Regions from separate parts of the Homo sapiens genome. Here region 1 is linked to region 2. A link is a loop called in an ENCODE intact Hi-C map of the cell type or tissue named here. Cell type or tissue: heart right ventricle. All regions are shown on one strand.

Region 1 (2,500 bases), 68 kb after region 2:
TATAATCCCAGCTACTTGGGAGGCTGAGGCAGGAGAATCACTTGAGCCTGAGAGGTAGAGGTTGCAGTGAGCTGGGATTGTGCCATTGCACTCCAGCCTGGGTGATGGGAATAAAATCCTGTCTCAAAAAAAAAAGGGACAGGGTCTTCCTCTGTTGCCTAGTCTGTGCAGTGGCATGATCATAGCTCACTGCAGCCTCAAATTCCTGAGCTCAAGAGATCCCAGCACCTCAGCCTCCCAAGTAGGTGGGACTACAAGTGCAAGCACCTGCACCTGGCTAAAATTAATTTAATACTGCATTTTATTTAACCCAATATATGAAAACATTTTCATGTCAGCCTGTAATTAATACAAAAGTTATGAATATTTCACACTCTTTTTTCAGACTGCCTTCAAAACCTAGCATGTCTCAACTCAGACGTCACTAGCATATTTCAACTGCTAAATAGCCACATGTGGCTAGTGGCTACATTGGTCAGTACACAAATACCATTTGGACTGGCCCCTTGGGCTTTTTTTTTTTTTTTTTTTTTTGAGACAGAGTCTCACTCTTGTTGCCCAGGCTGGAGTGCAATGGCGCGATCTCAGCTCACAGCAACCTCCGCCTCCCGGGTTCAAGTGATTCTCCTGCCTTAGTCTCCCAAGTAGCTGGGATTACAGGCACCCACCACCACACCCGGCTAATTTTTGTATTTTTAGTAGACAGGGGGTTTCACCATGTTGGCCAGGCTAGTCTCAAACTCCTGACCTCATGATCCACCTGCCTCGTGATCCACCTGCCTCGGCCTCCCAAAGTTCTGGGATTACAGGCGTGAGCCACCACACCCAGCCAGGCTTGATTCTTAAATGGCCCTCTGTTCAGCTACTGATTCAGGAGATTCCTAGTTACTGAGCCCTCTAGAAAGTTAAGTGAGTCCTGTGTTTGTTTTGAGTAAAAATAAGTGTAAGATACTGATGAACCACTTAAAAAGACAGCTGAGACTTCATCAAGCCTACAAAACAGATGGTACATCTGTCTTTGAGCCTGCTGATGGTAACTATCTTTGTGTGTATTTCAAAATACACACACACACAACAAAAACAAAAAAGATGAATGGGTCAAAAAATACAGAAAGATAGAAACAAAAAGAAAAACAAACATGTCACAGAAAAGAAAAAGAAAACCATGAATCAGAGCAGAAGCAGAGAGGACACCAGCATACACCACCATACATCAGCATAACTAAAAGAAAGGAATCTACATAAACCAATAAAACAATCACAGATAATAGAGTGGAGGTCCAGGAGTAGACTTTGTTTCATGATCTCTCTTTAGGACAATGTTAAAGACAAGGTGTGCTGTGCAAGAAACCAGGCAGTTCTGAGCCACTGCGATGACTGACAAGCAAACCTTTACAGAAAAACAGTTGGGATTCCCAGATGACTTCCAACCTGTGCCAGGGTAGCCCCGATTGCCCACCCTTGGCTCCCAGACAGTGCATACATACCTGGCCTTGTGTACTCTCAGCTTCTCCCTCTTGAGCTGCTCATACAACACAGGTATCCTCATTGCCATCCGAAGCTGCTGACGGCTTAGGTGGCAAAGAAACCTCCGCCTGGGACGGTTCTTTTCATTTCTAGTTAGTATCCGCCTCATCAGTGTTATATTCGAAGGAAAGGGCAATGCTGTATGATGACAGGTAAATTTCCGAGTTAGGCAGCTTCTATTCCCTCATCTTTTCCTACCAGTAATGTGACCTGAGCCCCAACCCTTGGGGCTGGCAAGTGCCTGACCTCTGCCCCCCACCCCGATACACCCTGAGACTGCAAAGCAAGAGGCTAAAAATATTGGTGCTGCTGCTTCATTTATTGTCAGATGTGGGAGGCAAAGAGGAGTTGGAAGAAAGGGGAGAATACCTTGATTTCTGAGTTGAGCCTCGAGGGCATCAATGGCATCATGGGCGTTAAGAAATCTGAATGGAAACTGCCGACTGTGGATCACCGACTTCTAGAAAGCAAAGGAGGGAGGGGTCATGAGCACAGGAGCCGGGAGTATGGGGGGCTTCAGGGGTCCACTCTATTAGCTTTGTGGGAAGGTACAGAAGGACAAAATGAACTTAGACAAGAGATATAGAAAAGGGGTAATAAGAAGAAAGAAAAAAGTCATCATTTTAGGATGTGAGAAAAGGTAACAAAAGAAGAGAAAGTAACAGAAGGAGCCCCGTTTCTTTTAAGACTCCCTCTGGGCAGGGTGTGGTAGCTCACGCCTGTAATCCCAGCACTTTGGGAGCCTTAGGCAGGTGGACTGCCTGGGCTCAAGAGTTTGAGACCAGCCTTGCCAACATCGCAAAACCCCATCTCTATAAATAAAAAACAAAGACTCCTTCTGAAATCAGTTACATCACACAAGTGTCTCTTCCTGGTAAGTCACTGAGCTCAGAAAATTAAAATGAAAGTTCTTATACTCTACTGTAACTTCTCAAAGGATTTACTGAACCCCAAAACTTATCTCCCTCAACCT
Region 2 (2,500 bases):
AACAAGCAGAATTCAATTGCAGGTGTTTGCCCCTAGCTTTAGTCTGCTCAGAGCATGTGTTTAATCAGGCTGATCAGCTGAAACACGGACTTAACATGCATTTCATCATGGCAAACTGTAAATGACTGAGGAAGGGCAAACCAGCACTGGCTCCTCATCCCTAAACAGGAAAATTCTCCTAAGGTTAGAACTGGGGATTTTTTTTAATTACCAAATTCCATCCACTAATAACACCGAGTCCCAAGTCTTGCTAAGTGATTAGAAATCCAAATGAGGTAAAAACGAAGATTTTGCTCTTACTCTTACCTCTGGCATCACATGAATCCAGCTTCTATCTAGAAATCCAGTTGAACCACAGGATCTATCAATTATCTAGGATCATTTCTGGAAAATTTAAAAAACATAAATAAATTCACAAAGGTTATGATTACATGACAACTCACACCAGCATGTTCTATACCAAGTCACAAGAAAATTTAGAGTAACCGTTCATCCTTTATTTAACTCTCCATTCATTAATATAAATTATTGACTCATCTATTTGGAGAATGTCACCAAATGCCCAAGCTCAATATCAAATAGGGCAGGATCAGGAGTTCAAGGTTACAGTGAGCTGTGATCGTGCCACTGTACTCCAGCCTAGGCAACAGAGTAAGACCCCGTCTCGAACAAAACAAAAAAAATTTAACAACAACAACAAAAAAAAACCGAGCAGGACCCCTACACAAGCTTAATTTTGTATAAATTTACAAGCTTGGATAAAACTGCACAATAGTCTAACCAACTTCTGAAAGGCTATAAAGGTCAACAACCTCACAGTAAGAAAACAGTTATGCAAGAGGAAGGAGTCAAGAACTTTTAAGATTCAGATAACTGAGAAAATAATCCAAAATAGTCAGTTTTTTCAAAGCATGTTTCAATTTCATTTGAGCCAATGCCGGATTGTATTTAACCTTTACTCTTCGTAATCCTTTGTCAAAATAATCTGAAGAAAATCTTCCCTTTATATAGGAAAATTGAATTAGTAACATTTGTAACCCAAGTCTGCCACAAGATGGCAGTGTAAGAAAGAGTCTTGCTTTAATTTCCTCTTCCAGCATTTGCGTGTCATCTGAACTTTCAGGTCAAATACATACTAGATACGCAGTTCATCTTTGCAGGCAACCTTCACACTATTCCCTACTCTTCACCTAATTACTAGCTAGAAAATTTTTTGTATTTACTTGTAATGATCATCTAAAACTTGTTAGCTAAAAATACTGCAGTTATACTTTCATCATTATGTTCTTTTTCATGCAGCAGTGTGGAGATTTAAAAATCCATAACCTCAGATACAATCTAGCCAGAAAGACAAGACTCACAGAAATTAACATACCACCAAATAAGTAGTAGAAAGCAAGTAAGGTTAAGAAAAGAAGTAGGATTGGTCAAGGAAGGCTTCATGAAGCAAAAAGAGTGGGTCACAAGTGGACCTTAAAGTTGCATGTCCAATAAGTAACCACTTAATTAGAGTTAAAAATTAAATTTCTCCCATTACCCTAGTCACATTTTCATTACTCAATAGCTAAATTGGCAGTACAAACATAGAGCATTTCCATCATAACAGAAGGCTCCATTGGACATCAGTGCCTTTAAGAATGGGTCTAAAATAAGCTGACAGAAAAGAAAGCAGTGGCTATCATTCTTTAGAAATCCTATCTGTCAAGCTGTATAGAATTTGTATCATTTAAATTTTACAACCCCCTATTTACAGGAAAATTGAGGCTCAGAAAAATTACATAAATTTCCTAAGGTCACCTAACTAGTAAGAGCTAGGATTTAAATTCAATTCCATCAAAACTCCATACTCTTCAATTCACCATGGTACTTCCTACAGGAAATACACAGAGCTAAAGGTTTGCTTTAAAATGTAATGCAGTGACATGCTAGCTCAGTAGGTTGGAAAGAAACTGAAGCATTTTAAATATCTCAGACAGATATGATCAAAATGTTATTTTACTCCTTCCTTGCCCTATACTTAGCTTTAACTATGTAAAATGTTTTCAGATCAGCAGGATGCAAGGTTAACTAAGAGAATGTAGACAAGAAGCAAGACATGGTGTGAAAGGTTTCTCCAGTTTTAACAATGTCTACCTTAAAACTCCTTGATCTCTCCAAACCTAAAATAAATTTTTTTAAAAAGGAAATTAAAAAAAAAACTACTTGATCTAAGTATTCTTACAGGATAATAATTATAGGTTGAAAGGAACAACTTCTCTATTAATCTCAACTCACAAACAAAACCCAGATTGCAAGAGGCCTGGTCTTTTTGTTTTGACACATAGCACAAAGCCTGGCACATAAATCCTGATGTTAAATATGTGATACCTTTCCCAATGTGTGATGCTTCCCTGCAGGATTCTAGTCATGCATGCTTCAACAAGTGTCATTCCACCATACAAAGGACATTTCGTATTTACTAAGTATTGTGCAAATGCTCCATAAACAATCAATGATCCCA

The links. A loop is a pair of places that touch in the nucleus more often than their neighbours do. Peaks named below come from ENCODE experiments on the same cell type or tissue, not always from the same donor. Only the 100,000 strongest peaks of a DNase experiment are listed, where the experiment ranks them.
Region 1: a loop joins it to region 2, with 1.9 times the contacts of the local background. A loop is called at or near these places in 4 of 110 quality-filtered maps.

What each region holds. Positions count from the first base shown.
Region 1 is chr14:20,393,963-20,396,462 of GRCh38, forward strand. TEP1 (telomerase associated protein 1) reads right to left here. Exons shown (of 55, transcript NM_007110.5): 11 at 1,897-1,987; 12 at 1,488-1,665. Among named protein-coding and RNA genes, the nearest start is that of TEP1, 18 kb to the right of the region's middle. In heart right ventricle, no CTCF peak of the experiment used is centred here; no DNase peak of the experiment used is centred here.
Region 2 is chr14:20,326,410-20,328,909 of GRCh38, forward strand. CCNB1IP1 (cyclin B1 interacting protein 1) reads right to left here. Exons shown (of 7, transcript NM_021178.5): 3 at 307-384. SNORD126 (small nucleolar RNA, C/D box 126) reads right to left here and starts at 130; the gene lies at 32-130. In heart right ventricle, a CTCF peak has its summit at 1,055 (motif pointing right); no DNase peak of the experiment used is centred here; H3K27ac peaks cover 909 bases.